Linked DNA regions of Homo sapiens: region 1 is linked to region 2. The links are chromatin loops, found by intact Hi-C in ENCODE. Cell type or tissue: heart right ventricle. All regions are shown on one strand. Links, peaks and the distances in the headings refer to the core of each region. The heading gives the core; the rest is flanking DNA.

Evidence for each region. Peaks named below come from ENCODE experiments on the same cell type or tissue, not always from the same donor. Only the 100,000 strongest peaks of a DNase experiment are listed, where the experiment ranks them.
Region 1: a loop joins it to region 2, with 3 times the contacts of the local background. A loop is called at or near these places in 6 of 110 quality-filtered maps.

What each region holds. Positions count from the first base shown.
Region 1 is chr4:94,498,203-94,503,595 of GRCh38, reverse strand. The region is part of intron 2 of PDLIM5 (PDZ and LIM domain 5); the gene reads right to left. Among named protein-coding and RNA genes, the nearest start is that of PDLIM5, 49 kb to the right of the region's middle. In heart right ventricle, for the core only: no CTCF peak of the experiment used is centred there; a DNase peak (open chromatin) is centred at 2,722; H3K27ac peaks cover 2,812 bases.
Region 2 is chr4:94,403,659-94,409,051 of GRCh38, reverse strand. No RefSeq gene overlaps it. Among named protein-coding and RNA genes, the nearest start is that of PDLIM5, 46 kb to the left of the region's middle. In heart right ventricle, for the core only: CTCF peaks have their summits at 1,990 and 2,190 (motif pointing left); a DNase peak (open chromatin) is centred at 2,181; H3K27ac peaks cover 3,059 bases.

The sequences.
Region 1 (5,393 bases), core at 134-5,133, 94 kb before region 2:
AGGCACATCGGAGGAGAAACTTGGCAGTTCTCTAAAATAAATTCACACATGAACTGGACAATATTACTGCTCTTCTTGTCCCAATGTGAAGCTCTACTATCAAAACCATCTTCCTACTACACGATGAGAGGCTATTCTAAAACAGTATTATTTAGGAAAAGTCAGTGAAAAATACCCAAGTTATTCAAAAATTCTACTGGCTAAAGACAGATTAAGAAATCCTCTTGCAGTAATAATTTAAACACTGAATTAATATTCAGTATCCAAAAAGTTATTTCAAATCGGAGTACACCAGTCACTGAATTATCGTCCTGAGTTTGCTCAGCAGTTTAAGCAGTTTAGGTGGTGAGGGAGATGAGGAAGTGTAGACTATATAAAGTAATTTGCTTGCCACCCTAATAATTTACCTTTCTATGCCTCTGTTTTGTGACTATCAGTTACAGGGGGACATGGGAAATAATTTAAGTAATACCCAACATATCCTATATCTCTAAACTTGAAAACAGAAAGACAATCATTACCAAAAATGTCTGTCTACGAATTAAAACCAACATTTTCAAAATAACAAACTAGAAAGGAAAAAACCTTACCAAAGCTCGCCCTGCAAAATATATGGCTAGTACCTACAGCAGTGGCAACAATCACAAAGATATCTATTTCAATATGCTTCCTGGATAGTTAGATGTTTTACATGTATTAACTTTTTTTTTTCTTTTAATGAGGTGGAGTCTCACTCCATTGTCCAGGATGAAGTGCAGTGGCATGATCTTGACTCACTGCAACCTCTGCCTCCTGGGTTCAAGCAATTCTCCTGCCTCAGCCTCCCGAGTAGCTGGGATTACAGGTGCATACCACCCCGCCCGGCTAATTTTTGTATTTTTAGTAGAGATGGGGTTTCACCATGCTGGTCAGGCTGGTCTAGCACTCCTGACCTCAAAAGATCCACCCACCTCGGCTTCCCAAAGTGCTGGGATTACAGGTGTGAGCCACTGCGCCCGGCCTTAACTTACTTAATCTCATAAAAATCCTATGGAGTAGATACTTTTATCCTCAATTTGTAACTGAGAAAACAAGATGGAAAGAACTTAAGTTGCTAGTCTAAGGTCACAGAGCTAAAGATCACAGGGCTGGGGCTGGAACCCAGGCAGTGTGACTCCAAAGCCCATCTCATGACCACCATGTGGGCTGCCGCTTACCCTACACATCATTGCCATCCTCCCTCCTGAGATAACACATTTGACACATTGCACATTTGATTCTTTAACAGTTGAATCCCTCAATCTCACTATCTGTTCTTCCTACTTAAATATAGTAGGCTGGATAAGTCAGGAGTTTTCACTCTCTTAAAGCCTAACTCTAGATGGCTGCCCTGATTAACTCTCGGTATGTCTCTTCTAGCTTCCAGGAGAAACACAGCTATTTCCAAACATCACACAAGCTTCAAAACAAATTTCCTCAGTCACAAATTCTAACCACCTAGACCAAAAAGGAAGAGAGAAAAGGAAGCAGAAGAAGAGTAGGAATAAGGGAAAAGGGGAGAGAAATGAAGAAAAAGAAGGAAACGAAGAGAGAAAAGTAGCAGAAAAGGCAGAGCCCCCAAAGTCCCCTTTCTTCATTCTATAAATCTCTGCAGTTCTCCTACTGAACCTTACTCCATAACCCCATTAGTAGGCTCATCCAGAGAGGAAAGAAGTCAGCCTTCTGAGTTTTTCTCCCATCCCTGATGGGTATCACTATTTCTTCCCAATATTTTTATTTTGGTGGGAAGATCTTCCTTGGTATGCCCTTGATGAATGATGATGGAAGTCTATCTCTGAGAAGAGGGAGGTTGGTTGAGTGAGGGAGGAATAAGAAGATCTCAAATATGATTGAAAAATGAAATAATATAGAGCACAGCTTCTCAAACTGTGAGGATTGTCAGTCTTTTAAAGTCTCCAATCTGTTTCAGGCTAATACTTTAGTAAAATACAACAAAAACCAAGTTATCAGAAAAATGAACTCTAAAAAACTATAAAATACAGGCCCCAAATTCTTATTATTAGATTCAACAGACATAAAATTACTGTCAAATTGCTATAAAAATTTCTAAATTCTTACTCTCAATTTCTGAACTTATGTTGTCATAAACTGACAAATCCACAGGCAGCACTTTGATTAGCACTACACTGGAACAGCAAAGACCATTTTTTATGCCCTCAATGCCATAAAATTAGGCAGGGTACAGTAGCTCACGCCTGTGATACCAGCACTTTGGGGGACCCAAGTGGATAGACTTTTTGAGCTCAGGAGTTTGAGCCCAGCCTGGGCAACATGGCAAAACCCCATCTCTACAAAAAATAAAATAATATTAAAAAGATTAGCCAGGCATAGTGGCACACACCTGTAGTCTCAGCTACTCAGGAGGCTGAGGTGGGAGGATCGCTTGAGCCTGGGAGGTCGAGGCTGCAGTGAGGTGTGTTCCTGCCACTGTACTCCAGCCTGGGCAAGACCTTGTCTGAGAAAAAAAAAAAAAAAGGCCAGGTATAGTGGCTCACACCTGTAACTCCAGCACCTTGGGAGGCCAAGGTGGGTGGATCACTTGAGCCCAGGATTTGGAGACCAGCCTGGCCAACATGGCGAAACCCTGTCTCTACAAAAAATACAAAATTAACTGAGCATGGTGACACATGCCTGTAGTCTCAGTACTGGGAAACTTGAGATAGGAGGACCATTTGAGCCTGGGAGGTGGAGGGTGCAGTGAGCCAAGATCACGTCACTGCACTCCAGCTTGGGAGACAGCCAGATTCTGTCTAAAAATAAATAAATAAATAAATAAATAAATAAAATCCATAAACTTTGAAAGAAATAAATTTAGAAAAATATTCTTCCTAGGAATATTACCAGGAAGGAGCAGACACGATTATCAGCAACTTTTTAAAAAGTCTTCTTTATACTTTGTATTTTAAAAATTAGAAGTAAATAAAAGAACTAAAAAATACTATTTTAGTTGCTATCACTTCTTTTATGGAAAATAAAGACCGGAATTCTCAAAACACCTTTTCTGCCCCTTTTCATGCTTTCTTTGTTCTTCTTCCCCTCTCTAGTCTGCCATCAATTCCCCAGTGAAAAAATGAAAAATGCCTGTATAACTTACATAAAACTTTCCTGAGGCCAAATATTGTGAATATCAATCCTCTAGTTTAAGACTTGGTAAAATGTTAACTGTTATATGAATATCCCTTTGGCTGAAAATGAAGGAATTCACAAATATTAATAAAGTTCACAGCTTTTCAAAAATTCTTACAAGGTTTCAGATGCTCTGAAAGGGGTTGCTTTTGCTAACAGGTGCAGAAACTTAATCAGAAAAAATTATACTTTGAGTTATCAAAGTACAGAGAGTCACCACTGTCAAAGTGATACCACTTCTAGATTCTCTACTATGTACAAGGTTTTTACATTAAAAGCGTCTGTCTAATGAAAGGAAATACATACAGTTCTTAAAATATATGAAAAGTATGGTCATGCTGGGTATCCTCAGGGGATTGGTTCCAAGACCCCCTGCAGATACAAAATTCTACAGGTGCTCAAGTCCCTTAATCAGCAGTCCGAACCTTTTTGACACCAGGGACTGGTTTCATGGAAGACAATTTTTCCACAGGTGGGTCAGGGGGAGGGGAGGATGGGTTACAGTTTCAGGATGAAACTGTTCTACCTCAGATCATCAGGCATTAGATTCTCATAACGAGCCTGCAACCCAGATCCCTTGCACGTGCAGTTCACAATAGGGTTCGTGCTCCTCTGAGAATCTAATGCCACTGCTGGTCTGAGAATCTAATGCCACTGCTGGTCTGACAGGAGGCGGAGCTCAGGTGGTAATGCTCACTCACCTGCCACTCACCTCCTGCTGTGCAGCCTGGTTCCTAACAGGCCATGGATCTGTACCCATCCATAACCCGGGGACTGGGGACTAGTGCCTTATATAAAATGGCATAGTATTTGTATATAACCTACACGCATCTGCCTATATACTTTAAATCATCTCTGGATTACTTGTCATGCTTAACACAATGTAAATGCTATGTAAACTGTTGTTATACAGTATTAGGTTCTTTTCTTTGTATTTTTTATTGTTACATTGTTTTTCTTCCAAACATTTTCAATCCACAGATGCAGAACCTGCAAATATAGAAGACTAATATAATATATATTTTTCACCTATGTGTTTGTTGTAGCTTTTGTTAGAACCTTATGAATATATGACTTATTCAATAAATAAATAAATGAAAGTTTCCATTTATTTCCAAGAAAGGGGTGAAAAAATACAGATAATTACTTTTTTCCTCCATTTTATATTTTTTCTCTCTTGTAATTAAATAAAGACCTGTGGTTATTGTAACAGTAAAATATAATATGCATGTCTCTTAATTATAAGAAAGACTTTATTTTTCAGAGAAGGCTTCGCTTTTTCCAGAAATATCTATTAACATAAATTATATTTTGGTGACCATTTGGTCTAACCAATCTTATCTCAAATTATTTTGAAAGTGTTCAAGTTCTCATTCATATGGTCTACTAAAGTAGACCACAATACCCAACCCTAAATACTTCCATAAAATAATTTGTGATTCACATTTTTACCATTAACAGCTACATTTTTACCGTTAACAGCTTTTATACCTATTGTTTGAGCAATCTGCTAAATGAGAATAAAATATCAGATAGTTATAATTATGAAGTCACATAATAAAGTAAAACAGGCTTTATAAAAAAATTTAATTGCCTTGTGAAAGGTCACACATGAAGGATTAAAGAACCTACTTTTCCAAAACACAAATGTGAGAGGAGGAGAAAAACCCTCAAAACTTTACTTATGATTCAGAGGTCTTCCCACCCACATCAGTTTCCCCTCCTCATCTTACAGTGGATGCACACATGCATTCATTCATTCTGTACACATCCATTAAGCATCAAAGAGGCAATGGGAAATGGCAATACAGCAGTGAACAACAACAACGAAAATGCAAGTGTTGCCTTGTGAAGTTAGTATAGAAAGTAATTAAATAATTAGTAAAATTTCAGTATTTAAATACAATTCTCATAAATGTGCTACTTCTTTAATGCAAGGTATTTTGAGAAGTGACATGCATGTCTCAACTAGTCTAGGAGTCAACCAGGTTAGTTCCTCAGAAAGTCCAAGTGTTAGCTAGGCAGAAAGAATTTCAAAAAGAAGACCCATATGTGTGAAAGTCGTGAACTGTGAATATGTCATTATGATAGCAAAAGTTTTTTAAATGAAATATGAAAACACAAAAGCATCTCTATTAAATAAATTTATTTTTCATTTTCAGCCATGGGTGAAAGACTTCTGCAATTACTCCTGGGGAAGTGATTTTAAATTTAGCCACTGAATTTAA
Region 2 (5,393 bases), core at 65-5,064:
GCGTTTCCAGATCTAAAGTGCAGTAGCGCTCTCAGCACTTAGCTGATAAATTTGCCTGAAAATACAGTGCTCCGAATTAGCATAGGAATCTTCTTTCTGTGACTCTGTGTACTTTCATCTATAATTTAGGGGGTGGTGGAAATTGTATGAGACAGAGCTTGAAGAGACTTGTAGTTTAGCTGTAGCTTACCCTAGTTAATTGTGTAATTTTGTGCAAATCACTTAATCTCTCCAGACCTCAGAAAATGAAGGTTAACCCAGATCAGCACTTCCCAACTCTGGCCTCCAAATTCCAGAGAGTTCTACTCACTGACGAGGGCCCACAGATGCATACGTAAACCAGACTTGCCAGTGTGAAAGACTGTGGAGTTAGCATGTTCAAAAGAGGACCTTGTACCTAAATAGATGGGAAGCACTGGTGTAGGTTCCAGACAAGCTTCTATATTTCTCTGTCAGCCTTTGACTCATAGAACCCCTTTCTGTATTTAACAAGAATGTGTATATTTAACAAGGATAAGAACAATCACTTCTGTTTTGTAGAAAAGTAGCAACACATAGAAAAGTATAATTAATTAATTTTCCCTATCTTACATGATGGCTTCTTAATTGACATAGGAATTGAATGCTGTCTTTTGAGTAAGTTTATTTTCTTCAGTTTAGTACTGTATAGGATCCTATTATATTTAATATCTTACCTTGATAACAGTTAAACTAGCATGAATGTTTAATTAAATTAAATACATAACCATTTTATTTTATTTAATTAAAATGTTGTCCTTCAGTTGATCACTTCCAATGAGAAGCAGGGGCAGAATGTATGTACAGTAAGTGACTTTGGTACAAGATAGAATTTGACTTTTCCCAGAATTAAGTGGTGGAGTTTCACTGTCAGCTAACATGAGCTATGGAATCTTGGCTCTCTTCAGAGCTACATGACTCCAGATACTCTTTTAATATGCCAGGAGATATTTAATCTATGATGTCAAAACTCACAGGAAATTCAAGCTAAAGAATGCATGTTACGTACTCATTAGGACACCAGAGAAATTTTTTCAGGTCATACTGACACACTGTATGTGGAACTGACGTCTTTGAGAGATCAAACTTTCATGGATATTTTAAAAATGTGAACCCTGGTAAATCTTCACAAGAAGATCATATGTAAGCAGCTACACACAAACTTAGATTAGGTTTGTTAACTGATGAATGCCAGAAACTGTGGTCTTTCTTAATTGTATGCAGAAAGATACACATTTTCCATTTCTGAGAGTTTGTGATGTATTAAAAAAAGTCAAATGAGAAAATAGGATGTTTCCATCTTAAAACTGGATGTCTGGTGGGATAATACACAAATTCAACAATTCCCTCTTTGCACACCCCAGACCTTGTGGGGTACGTAAGGGGTAGACCATGAGTTTACATCAGGGGTTCATGAACCTGCTTAGGCAATGAGCCTTAACTGTTAACTGCTAAATATTATATTTTGTATATTTGTACTTCTATCTATCTTTTAAATGTACGCTGTTGTGGTTAATACAATACTAATTCATTAAAAGGTGTTACTGAAATTATAGTATCTTTTTTATACTATCTTTTTGATGTTATAGATATATTAACCTCCAATTTTAAGAGCTCAAGAATTATCACATAGATGTCTGTGAAATTTTGCTTGTAAAGGGTCCTCATTTTGAAAGGTTGGGAACCACTCTCTTAATGGATTCGGGGAAAGTGACAGGCTGCTGGAAAGCTATTTTCGGCAAAAGGGCTCTCTTGTCGCAGCTGCCTGTGTGCTAAGATAAAGGGCAAAGTGTGACTTGAGAAGAAGCAATCTTAACTAGCGTTTGCCAGGCCACAGACTAAATTTTACTTGTGTGCATAGTACTTGGTGTGAGAAATGACATCTCTCCCAAATCTCAGGTGTCAGCTTGTTTCAAAGTTATTTGGCCAAAATAGCAATAAAAATACAATAGGTTCTAAATATTCTATTCAAGCTCACACTCCTAGGCATTATATTATACCTCCGAGTCACTGGGATTTCAAGGTTAGTGAAACAACATAACAGATATTTGCTGTGGGAGGAAGAAAATAATCAAGTATTAGCTGGAAGAAATACTGAACAACTTTAGGTGTAGGAAGTTTCGCATAAGAGAATCTAGTTATGGCAAGCGAGGAGGCTACCGCCCTCTAGTGGTGTCCTTTCTACTTCTCAGGTACTTTAGCATATCCCGGAGAAGTTGCCTCTTTTACTTATTTTTTTTTTTCAAGTTTACCATCTATTGCCAATCCCATCTTCACATCACAAAAGTCTTTCATTTACCTTGTTAAAAGGCACATATTCTCATTGTATTTTTATGTATTGGTGGGTTGTGTTCGTTGCTATAAAAAATTTTTACATTTAACAAAATGTAAAAGGTACTAAGATAGTTCTAGTTCTTACTCCCGAAGAAGCCTGCAATATAGGTGATGATAAGTACAAAGATAAAATTTATGGTACATCTTTTCCCATCAAGGTCAAAGAGTAATTATATATATATACATATATATATGTGTGTGTGTGTGTGTGTGTGTGTGTATATATATATATATATATTTTTTTTTTTTCTGGGACAGAGTCTTACTCTGTCACCCAGGCTGGAGTGCAATGGCATGATCTTGGGTCTCTGCAGCCTCGACCTCCCTGGGGTGAAGTGATCCTCCCACCTCAGCCTCCCGAGTAGGCAGGGCTACAGACACGTGCCACCACACCTGGCTGATTTGTAAAATTTTTGTAGAGATGGGGTCTCGCTATGTTGTCCAGGCTGGTCTTGAACTGTAGGCCTCAAGCAATCCTGCCACCTTGGCCTCCCAAAGTGCTGCAATTATACGCATGAGCTGCTGTGCCTGGCCAGTAATTGTATCTTATTTACTAGAAAAATAATCATTTGATCTTACATGCTTGACTCACTGGTCATTGGGATGATTTTCAGTATTTTCAGCTGCAATTTTTAAAAAAGAAAATCATAATGGGAGAGGAGTTACGGTGTTAAATAAAACTAGTGTAGGTGTGTGTGATGGGGGAGGATGGCAAAGGGAGAGGAGAAGATTCCTGTCTGAGCCGTGTCTCTTATTTACACCTGTTCTTAAACTGTCATATTTATTTGTTGCCTTGCTTGTAAGAAGATGAAAGGTGGTTAAGCTGTCACTGACAGGTTTATTTTCCATGTATTAAAATGACATGACTTGATTAATTGTCGGTGTAACGACCTAATTATTAATGAACCTGCTGTCATGTACATGAGTGTCCAGAAAAATGTCTGGATTCCCAGTCGATTTATATCTTACGACTTCAAATTCTTTGATCTCTAAGGGTGAAGTGTCTGCTAGGAACAGGAATAGAGGTTTTAGAATTGTTTCTATAACCAAGATCAGTAAATTCTCATCGTGTAAGTGAAAGAGCATCATTTGTACTAAATACCACATTCATTTGTGCATCCACATATGATAGGGCTGCGTAATGGCAGCAAGAGAATCCTAAAACAAGTCACTCTAAAAGATTTCAGAATATCCCTAAACATTTAAAAAATTTTGCCCATGTCTAGAGTGAGTCTTTAAAAAAAAAATATATATATATATACATATATATACTTAATTTTAAAATATTTTTAGAGCCTGGTCTGTGAAAAATATTTGAAGGTAAACTGACTTAGAATATGGTCTGACTTTGACCTCATAAAGTTTCTGAGGAAGTTAGTTGATTTTATAGGATAAATATGAACTGATTGTGTGATATTACAGGGAAAAAAATCCAATGTAGACATTGCCTGCATTAATATAAGTATGGTATTTAGATCAGTGCTGTACTCTACCCTGGTCAGACACATGTGAAATACTCTTCTCTATTATGGGCATCAGAGTTTAATGATATCGACAAACTACATAGTATTCAGCAGCAGGAAATGTGGGAAGCCATATGAAGAATACTTAAACTGGGGAAATTACTTCTAAAATACGAAAGATGTAGTGCTGTTTTAGCTCTTTTCAAATATATGAAAGACTGTGCTGTAAAGGGAAAGGGGATGTGGGAGGAAAGAGGTATTGAGTCTAAATCTATCGTTTTAAAGTTTCATTATTTTCTATGTGTAATTTGTCTTGAATTTGTTCCTTTCCATTCCTCTCATGTAATATGTTTCATGTATTTGTCCCAGTCCCCCTATTTTCAATGTTTGTACTTTAATTTGGATTATTGTATTAAATGTATATCTGGTTTTTACTGCTCATCCCTGCCCTCATCCAGCTTTAATTCTGATACTAAATGATTCATCCTAAAATATTCTTGATATCATGAAAGTATAATTTGAATTTACGTCTGACGTTAAAATGTCCTCATTCATAATTTATGCTGATTTTACTTATTTAGTCTTATTTTCTAGAATTCCCGGTGGGCTATCTACTATACTTAAGTTTGTTCCTTCACTATCCCACACCTGTCATGTTCTTTGTCATCTGTGCCTTTTCTCAGGTTGTATCCCTTAACTACTCACTTCTAAACCTCTGTCCAGAGATTCCTCTTAATGCATCAAATTCCTGTCTATTCTTGGAGAGCCATTACATGCCATTCTTTCCTTTAGGCCCTTCGTAAACTATTATAGCCATAATAATTTTGTCTCATAATTCCTATAGCCTATTTTGATTATACCATAATTTTTAATACTTGATTTTTTAGTAAGATGTGGCTACAAAATAATACCTATTCCATGACATTGCTCATCGATCTCATTCTAGTCAAATGTTATACTTTTAGAGTATTTTGTTGCACTAATGGCCACGATTTGTCCAAGCCTCCTTGTATCCATGACCTTGGATAGATCCTCCTATAATGACTCTGGACCCAGCCATTTGACGTAATTTGGCCAAAGAGACAATAATCAAATGTGATACCAAAAAACCTGAAAAGTGTTATGCACTGGGGCTTGCCTTGTCTTGCTTCTTGTGAGAACCCTAAGACACTTAAATGAAAAAGTTGATGAAAACATGTAGCCCAGCCATCTCTGTCTCCCAGTTCAGGGCCAATACTAACCAAGAGCCAGCACCAATTGCAAGACACATGAGTGTGGCTGTCCTAAGAACCACTAACCCCCAGCCAACCCAACCAGCAGATGCAGCTGAATGTCTGAGCCCAGGAAAGACCAGCAGAAGAACTGGCCAACTGACATTGCCAGCTGGCATTGCTAACTCACAGAATTGCTAGCCAGAAATATAAATGTTGTTTTTTTCTGTCTAGCAATTTAAAACTGAGGACAGTTTAAGAGTGGCTTATTTTGCTGCAAAATATAACTAATGTAAGGGTTATTTATTAGCCAGTTTTTACTGGGGTATTAGATTTGCTTCAGCTTCTATACTGTGTGTAATTTTAG